Linked DNA regions of Homo sapiens: region 2 is linked to region 1. A link is a loop called in an ENCODE intact Hi-C map of the cell type or tissue named here. Cell type or tissue: PC-3. All regions are shown on one strand.

What was found. Peaks named below come from ENCODE experiments on the same cell type or tissue, not always from the same donor. Only the 100,000 strongest peaks of a DNase experiment are listed, where the experiment ranks them.
Region 2: it touches region 1 in a loop (6-fold over the local background); 9 of 110 quality-filtered maps call a loop at or near these places.

The regions. Positions count from the first base shown.
Region 1 is chr6:132,961,239-132,966,238 of GRCh38, forward strand. No RefSeq gene overlaps it. Among named protein-coding and RNA genes, the nearest start is that of LINC00326, 120 kb to the right of the region's middle. In PC-3, CTCF peaks have their summits at 578 (motif pointing left) and 1,935 (motif pointing right); DNase peaks (open chromatin) are centred at 83, 1,933 and 3,123; H3K4me3 peaks cover 678 bases; H3K27ac peaks cover 3,081 bases.
Region 2 is chr6:133,168,699-133,173,698 of GRCh38, forward strand. No RefSeq gene overlaps it. Among named protein-coding and RNA genes, the nearest start is that of EYA4, 70 kb to the right of the region's middle. In PC-3, no CTCF peak of the experiment used is centred here; a DNase peak (open chromatin) is centred at 2,083.

The DNA of each region.
Region 1 (5,000 bases):
TACTATGTAACAGTGTATTCAAGTACTCAAGGTTGTTTTAAATAGTCATTGTGCTGACAGAGCTCACATTTTTACAGAATGACAAAGCGATGATGAGGAAAAGCAAAGAAATCCATGCCAAAGGGCCATTCAGCAGTGAAAGCATGGCTTTTAGTGAGCTTGCACGTTCGTAGGCAGTTTACTACTGACCACCTCAAGGGCAGCAGAGGCCCCATGGTGGTTCTATCCAAAGAGTGGAATTCTCAAGGCTTTATTTGCCTTAAACTTGATGTCCTAGTAGACCTGATATCTACTGCAGAGAAGTATAAATGGCTTATTCTTCCAGTAGGAGCTCACTTTGTTTCCTTCACTCCTCTATACCTGGTTGCTTTTAGTCAACACACAGTAAAATACACCCTTGAATGGAGAGAGTATACTAATGGATCAAAGGTGTTCCAAGGGCATTGCCACCAATATGTCAACAGTAGGATTTACCTGGCCCAGGGGGCCCGCCAGTCATTTAACAGGGTAGCAGTCTGGGGTGCCAATAGGCTCTGCAGCATTGTAGCTAAGGCTGACCTCAGTAGGGTGGTGCACCTCCTGCTGGTCAATAAATGAGGTAAATTTAATGGCAGCCTTTGAGGTGAACCAATGTTTTATTCCTTGGCCAAGGCTGAAAACGTGGCTGGCCATAAGGAGGAGAGGGTGATATTTAGGAGCGTGGAGAGGCAGGCAAAGTGCTCGTAAAGACCTTGGAAAATGCTTATAAACGTGGTTGAAAAGAGACAAGGCATTGGAAACAAAAGCAGATTTTCCAAACCAAATCTCTGAGATGCAATTATATATATTTTTTTTCTGGAAACAAGCTCTGGTTGAACCGTGTGGTACAACTGTTAACAGCCTTTTGCCAGAAGGAGTCAAGTAAACATGGCAAAGAAATGTTTTTCTCCTTTAGGGAATATTCACTTTTCTCTTTCCTATGACTTTTTTTTTTTCTTTTAGCCCTACCTGGAAATAGTTATAGTTGTTATAATCATATCAAACTAAATTAACGTAATTTAGAATAATTAAAGTTTTGTGGGTTTTTTCCTCTTTCTTTATACTGTATTTACTTAGTTTCTTTGCATAGTCAAAACTTTTGGCATTTGAAATCATTTAAATTAAAAATGTTGTAGATGCTTTTACAGTAAATCAAAGACAATTTTTTTTTACAAAGTTTCAATACACTTCCAAAGTCGCAGCAAGACGATAATTGTAAACAAAAGCAGTAGAACTGATGCAATTAGGGCAAATATAATCTAATTAATAACTTACCTGTAGATGATCGTGATTTGAGGGATTATAAGGACTCACAATAGTTAAAATATATTTACCTGTCATTCCATAACATTAAGAACCTACTTTCTCTCTCTCCCTTTTTTTTTAAATCTAACTTCTGACTTTCAGAGCTTCCTTTGTAAATGATTTTTAAATTGAAGGAAAGGGGTAGGAAAAAGCTCAGTAACCTTTTAATATTTTTTTATTGCTTTAATCTATACCTAGGAAATGTCAGGGTACACATTATCCAATATTTTCTGGGAGTTTTAAATTAGTCAAGTGCACAGGAAGCATTTGGTTTCCACTAAATACCTAAATACTTCCTCTTTTCTTGGTCTATTTTCTCACAATAATAGAAACAGAAGTCCTGGTCATTCGCAAAATCCTTCAACCTAAAGAAAGCTAGATGCTTTATTAGCATCTGATTAATACAGCTGCTTTTTAAAATCAACATGCTTATCTAAGCCTCTAAGATGCGATGAGTTAAAAGCTAAAATGGAAAAATGAGATTCTGGATTGCTTTTTTCCCTTGTAAACAGCACCTGGGCTCCTACCAGTCCCCACAGTTAGCCTTCTTACCGGTGAGGCCCCCATGATTAAGGCAGGTTTAACAGCTGCAGATGCCACCAGGGGGTGCCAAAGGACAGTACCTGCCTGCATAATAGGCTACAGGGCACTACAAAAGACTGGAAGAGAATTCCCTAAAGCTAGAAAATTAGAATGTAGACCCACCTTGGGCCATGATGGAGCATATTCTTATAATAATGTATTTGTTCTGAGAGGCTCTAATCACTGCAGATGGACAGGACCATTGCAATCATCTCAGAAACGTCCTCATTTTATAAATGAGTCTGCTGAGATCTAGAGAGATTGAGGATTCCTCCAACACCCATACTAGTAGACTGCGGCAGAACTGGGACCAGGACTGAGGTCTCCAGATTTTTCTTAGACCATCTTCTGCTCCAACCTGCTATCGCCCCATGATGAAAATGCTGCCAAGAAAATTCACACATTGCGTTTGACCCTATCCCAGGGTCCTTTTCAACACTTTGGCAGATGGAAAATGATCTCCTTCCCTGAACATCCAGGTTTTAATTAGTAGATACTGTGAATGTTCACTTCCCAATTCCTCCTTACAGATTCATATAGAAATGAACAGAATTCACCCCAAGAACTTTGTGTTCTAGTTAGGAAAACCTCATTCCTATAGGAGTGTTTTCTAACTCTTTCCTACCTACTTATCTCCATTTTCTAGTGAGTACCAGCCGCAGGATCTTTCTTATTCCTCTGATCAGGACACTGTTGGCCTCTTGTCAAAACTAACAGAATCACTCTTGCCAAAAAATACATTAGAAACTAATATTTTAAAATATATTAAAATGTCTGTGTTACAATGCATGCTAAAAACCCATTTCCAACCTATGCAGACCCAGTGTCTTCCAGGTAAAACCTATGTTCCCGCTTTGTGAGAGAGCCCCTGCTTTCTTCAAAAACAACCAATTTCGGGGCCATATTATAGATCTAGGTGAAGAGCCCACAGCACAACATAAATTAGAATTAGAATCATAACTGAAACCTTTTAGAGCGCCTATTGATTTTAACATGCCTGGTCCATAGAGGCAACCTCAGTGAGTCCACTTCCTCCTAATTTGACAGCTGCTCAGCTATGGCCAGAGCTTGGACTAATGAGGTTACAGCTGTCAGGGTTAATCAACAGATCCAAATATGAACAAGGAATTGGGTAGCTGGTTTCAGTTAATTTGTGCAAATGTACGGATTGGGTGGGCAATATTTACACTGGTGACTCAAAACAAACTTTCAGGAATGGAGCCAAAAATGATCTCACCAGTTCTCAGCTCTGCTCTGGAGAGATAAGACACAAATTACAGAAACAGGAGATGGAACACGAAAGAGTTCATAGTTTCAAACTACCCATGAAAAGCCCATTTATATCCAGCTTATTTCCCTCTTTATCAAGTATCTAATTTAATTTCTAATACTTGAGTTTCTGGTCATTCCACAAAAGGTTCTCAAACTGTCCCCTGATGATTCAGTGTGGGATGTGTGGGTCTTCTTCCCTTGCCATGGGACTTTATGTAACAGTCATCCCTCTCCCAATCTGCACACATATGAGAGCATCCAAAGTAAATGCCACAATCCCTACATGTCCATTTTGTTATGAAAACATCATTCTATTAATATAAATACAGACTGCATTTGCCAGAGCTAACTAGAACAGGTGCAAAGTCTTTAGATGCTTGCTTGCACTGAGAAATGAAAAGAGTGTACAAACAGTTTCTCTTGTGGTGGCACTGCTGGTGTCGATGTAACATTCATCTCTGTTGCATTCCTTGATGTTCATGGAAGGTAGCCCAGGAAACTCAATACAACCTGCTTGTAGGGTAGAGAAGGAAGAAGCAGGAAGAGAAAGATAGTGATGACATGGTCTCTAGGATTCTGTTTATGCAAATACTCTCCCCTTGATCTGGGGCTTGTGCGGGTTATGTATAGAGTACATTCTGTCAAATCTCCTGCTGAGAGTTAAGGGATGCTGCCAACATAAATATTCTGGTGATTCTGAATTTAGAAAACAGCTTAAAGGCTCCTGATGTTTCTGTTCTTCCTCTTCTTTTTTTTTTAATCTTATCCATGTGACTGCCACCGTGTTGCCCATGGTTTCAAATTTACTTTGTAGTTTTCCAAGCAAGAGAAAGTCATTACCTGAAAGGCACATGTGGGTTTCTGTCTGCATCATCATGGTTATCTCAACACTGCACTTCATTTTGTGGAATGAGAGCATTAAATGCATATGCCACTAGGTGGAATAGTCTTAATAAATACATAATAAATATTCTATGTGATGGTTGAGGATCTTATGTGCATGATTTTATATATTTTGGGAGTCCATCTTTAAAAGTGAGTTCCTAAGTGTATGTGTGTTAGTGTGTATTTGTACAGAATATATATATAATATATATACACACACACATATATATACTCTGCATACACATATATACATATATATGAAATCTTATATATAGTAAAAGCATATATTTAAACTTCTATATGTGTGTATATATATGAGTATATATATATACACTCTGTATGTATATGCATATATATATACTCTGTATGTATATGCATATATATATACATATACATATATATATATATACATATACATATATATATATATATACATATACATATATATATATATATATATACACACACACACACACTCTATATGCATACAGAGTATATATACAGGTTGAGTGTCCCTTATCTGAAATGCTTGGCACCAGAAGTGTTTCAGCTTTCAAGTTTTATTCAGATTTTGGAATATTTGCATTATACTTATCAGTTGAGCATCCCAAGTTCAGAAATCCAGAATCTAAAATGCCTCAATGAATATTTCCTTTGAGTAACCTATAGGTGCTCAAAAGTTTTGGATTTGGAGTGTTTCAGATTTTGGATTTTCAGATTTGGGGTGCTCAACCTGCTCAAACTCTTATATATAGTGGTTTGGGATAAGTTGTTGCCAATGTCATTGCAGCAGTAATGGTAGGAAGAATTCTAAGGTGGCCTTTCAGGATTTCTGTCCCCAGTGCATACTTCCTGTATACTGTCTTCTCCTTCAATGTGGGCAACTTGTGAATATGATGGGAGATCAATCCCAGAGATTATTCTAATTAAATGAACCC
Region 2 (5,000 bases), 210 kb after region 1:
CAGGCCCTCAGTGGATTGGATAATGCCCACCCAAACTGAGGAGGGTAATCTACTGATTCCACCAATTCAAATGCTAGTCTTATCTAGAAACACCCTCAGAGACACACCCAGCAAAAATGGTTAATATTGGCACTCTGTGACCCAGTCAAGTTGACACATACAATTAACCACTATAGCTACCCTTAATTATGAGCCTCATCAGACTTCAGAAAGTACCAATTTGAGGAGAGCCAGCCGTAGGCAAAATTGTTGTCATTAGAAAATGGCTATTAGCTAGAATTAAACCCAGAAAATAATTTTTTGAAGGTCTAGGCACTTGTAGGTTGACAGACTCCCACCTCTTCTTGCTGGTGCTGGTGTGACTCTATTCTTTCTTGGGCTCTGATCTCCAAACAGTCCTTAATTTCATTCACTGTTCTTGATGTGGGATAAAATAAATGATGTAGGCTTGCTGAGTTTATTTCCAGTTAGCATCATCTTTTCTGCAGTAAAGATGCCTGAGGAGGCCCACCTTCATGCCAACCTGCAAAGTTCTACCTGCCAGGGTAGCCACCATGAGTTCTGTTGGCCAAAGTTTCTTAGACTCTACTCCAGGGCACACCAACTCTTCAAATGCCCACCAAGAAGGCATTTGGAGAGTTGATGTGCCCTGGAGTAGAGGTTAAAAAATTTTCTGGGAGTGCCCAAAGTGGGCAGAGAGCTTACGCTATGAAGGCAACACCATGGGCTGCTTGGGTTCTGTCCCACACACTGGGGGAAGTAAGTGGAGAGAGATATTTCAAGGCATGCTTAGGAGGGCAAGAGAAAAATACAATCATATGAAAGAAGAGGCCGTCTCCCAAGTGAATTCAAAAATAAGTGCAGTGTAATGGTCTAACTACAAAGTCCACATTCCTTCCACTCCATTATACTGCCTCAGACTATCTTCAATGCATTTGAATAGCTCTACCATGCCTCTCCTACCAAATTGTTATAACTCTATTATAACGTTAATATAATGTATATGGAAAGGACCAGCACAATGTATTACACATTTTCTTCTTTTCCTTTGAGACTTTTCACACATGTCAATACTTATAGGTAGATTGATTGTAGCAAGTATTGTTTATTGCCTTTTTGAGATATAAGGGCAATTTAAATAACATTTACTTAAATTATATTATTTGTTAGGAGTGATTTGAAGTGACACAAAATTCTAACAGGACATGATTGTTCAATCTATAGTTTAAACACTTGCCATTTTCCTCTTCATATTGGCTTTCTTTGGAAAAAAAGACTGTTTCAGAAAGACCAGCTGCTTTTAGTCAAATTGGGCAAAACAGAATCTAAGTATCTTGAAAAGGCTATTGCATTTCACCATTCTTACTGAATCCTTTATTCTTATGCAAATCAAGCCAGGAAGAATCAATGAAGCACCACCTGGCAAAGACCCAAAGATTCACCACCCATTTTGGCTAACCTAGAGACTTTATTTTCTCTTGGCATGAATAGTCCAAGAACTGTAACAAATAAACCTACATCATCTAACTCTTCCGGATGTTCAGAATTAGTCTCAGGTCCAAGCTGAATTCAGGGTCATCACTCCTGAATTGCTTTTTAAAAATCACTATAGAAAAACTATTGCCAAAACCATGGAACTTGACTAGGGAGCATGTGGGGAAAGAGTTGTTACCTAAAACACAGGAAGCTAAAATAAAAATGAACAATTTTTTTAAGGATAAGTGTATTTTAAATATTACATGAGACACATGTATAATAAAAACATATTCACAGTTTATCTGAAATTACAATTTAATTGAGCTTCTTTTATTTTTATTTGGTAGCTTTGGCAATCCCAAATAAAAAGAGACACAATCTATAATATGTTATTCTTTCAACTACAACAAATTAAGATCAGGCTTAATTTCTAGTTTTGGAGATGAAAAAAATATTCTGAGCTGAAGTTGCTTACAATGTATCATGATACTTCATACCAACTTTGACTGTGTGGACAGCTTTCCATCAGATTCTGAACTGATACTGATACCATCTGATGGCCTGTATAAGGCCCTTGTTAGTCATCAGGTAGGAATGAGTTCCAGCATCTCCCAGCATTGTCTGGAATAAAATCAGCTACTGTCCTCTGAGCTGAAAGGATGCCTTTTTATTATTGCCCAATCTCTTGAAGCATCCAGTCCCTACTTCCTACTCTTTATGACAGTCAGCATACAGTACTTTTTGTTCTAACAGGTGTATAATGATGTATCTGATTACTTATCACAAGGCATTTTGTTTTTCCAGACAGTAACAGGATGTCAGTGTAAAGAGTTTGTTCCTACTTCAATATGAACTAATAATTTTTAAATCCTTAAACTGAGAATTTTTGCTAGATGTGTTTTGGTTTATCAGACATCCTGAGCATCAGGCACATTCTCCTTCTTTGCTTCCCTATGTTAACAGCAAAACTAGCTTAATGTATTGAGCAGAGTCCTTGTTTAAGCTTGAACAAAAACTATCAGCTTTCTATCTGCTTAATTAAACCATAAAGTTGTACTTACATTCCATTGTGTGTAAGTGAAAAACAATTACTTCATGACATTATTCTTGTTTTTAAAAAAACCACACACAACAAAATCTTTTCGTTCAAATATCAGAGTAACAATGGTAGAAACATTTCACTACGACAAAACAGTGTTTACATTTTATGTTATAGAATTTCAGTATAAGAAATGCCTGTAGAAATACAAAATCAATGCTTAGCCAATGAGTGGGACAATCCTAGCATGTCTCCCGGGGCAGGATACAATACCTAATTGGAGACTCTATATAAATAACCAAACAATATTCATCATTGGGATACTGCAGTGGCCTCTTTCAAATCTCTATACTATATACACAATAAAATCTATAGTTTCATTGGATTTTTTAAAGAGTAGAGAAATACATTGTACCCAGTAAAACTTTTACAAAAGATGGTGAGTACAAATCTTTTGGAATTACAAAGATACATAAAATAAGATTGACTCCACTTTCAATGTCAGGTATACTGTTTTTGAGAGTATTTACATAGCCTTATTCTCACATCCTCTAAAGTTAGCAGCAAAATCACCATTGCTTTTGGAAAAAAAAATTATTATTCTTTGTGAAACCCAACAAATATTCAGAATTTTTTTTAAAAAAAATCAATTACAAAAATTTATACACTCAAAAAGTATATATAAAGCATATGGGCCTGTTAAAATTTGCCACTCTTCTTATGAAGTAGAATATTACTAATACTTTGAAGTCCTATACACGTCTCTGAAAGATTCATTGATATTCTTCTGAATTTTAAAATTATCATTCTCTTGTATTTCTTTGTAGTTTTGATAGCAGCAGGGGCCCATCTGGAGCAGCAACTTCCATGATGCCAGCTGCAACAGAGGAGGCACAGCTGGGGCTGAGCACTACATGGAGCTGGTGAGAGCTAAGCAGAGGTGGAAGCCCTGCCCCCCTTCTGAGTTGGCAGGGTGGGAGTCTTGCCCTCCCTGGGTGCAGCTGGGGCTGCCCAGCCACAGCACAGAACTGCTTGCTCCCATTGGCTGGCTTCTCCCTTCTCCCGGGACCTGCTCTGATCTCAGAGCAAAGTTGAGGCCAAGCCTGGGCACTATCACAACCCAGCTGGGTGTGTGCACATCTGGGGCAGCACTGACATGCCAGCCCCCTGTGGCCTCAGCCCCCTCTGTGCTTTGGGCACTGACACGCACAGGAGGGAAGCCAAATGGGGGCACAGGGTGGCTCAGTGCTGACCTGCAGGCACCCCTCCTCCACACCAACAGCCTGGGTACCATGGATGTTGGCAAGAGGCAGACAGGCTCCTGGGTGGAAAGGGACGGGTCCCAGTGAAGCCCCACCTTCAAGTTGGGGAAGGCCTGAAACCTGGAGTCTGGGCTGCCAGCCCCACAGACTAGAGTGAGAACTTATGGTGCTTTTTCTAGGCCCACCCATGGCTGCCTATGGACCAATCAGCACATATTTCCACCTGTCTGAAGCCCATAAAAACCCTAGACTCAGCCAGACTTGGAGAGAGGATGGGATGATGACCAGCCATGGAGAGCAGTTACCCACTCCAGAGTCTCCTCTCTGCTGAGAGCTGAGCAGACATCAGGATTGCCACTGGCAGTGAGGAGCTACCTACTCCAGGGTCTCCTCTCTACTGAGAGCTGAACACCCAACAGAATGGCCTACCTGCAGAGAACTACTCACTCCCAGGTCTCCTCTCTACTGAGAGCTGACACTAATAGGGACACTCTGCCTGTGGAGAGGAGCTACCCAATGCAGGTCTCCACTGAGCTGTTCTGTCACTCAATAAAACTCCTCTTTGCCTTGCTCACCCTCCACTTGTTCTCAAACCTCATTCTTCCTGGATGCAGGATAAGAATTTGGGATCTGCTGAATGACAGTGCTAAAAGAGCTGTAACACAGACAGGGCTGAAACATGCCCCTTGCTTGCCACATTGTAGGTGACAAGAAGAAGAGAAGAAAGAAGGAGAGAAGAGCTGCAACTGTTCAGGGAACCCAGACTTAGGAGCTCTCTGAGCCAAGGCTGTAACACCTCTTTGGGGTTCTGAGGTTTCTGGCATCTTCAAGCAACTATATTCCCCAGTGCCAGCCATGGAAGCTGCTTGTGGTATGCCTGGTCCAGCTGCAGCCTTACAGAGAGCCAGCACCTGCCCCATCACAGCCAGAGTGCCTGGCTGTGTGCAGTGGCCAGACCCCACGTTTTCTCACTCACACACCACTCACTGCTCTGCTCACCCTTGGCAGGGTTGGGATCCAGGCCAATAGTGTAAGCCAAGTGCAACCTGCCAGGCCAAGTGGGCCCGGAGGGCCTGAGCAAAACTCAGGCAAAGGCACCACTGGCCACAGAGGTTTCTGACTGGTGAAACGACACCCCAAGGATCCCGTAACAATTTTGCCACATATGTATACACCCTCTAAAAATATTGCTTAGTGTTTTATATATTTACCCTGTTTTCTTT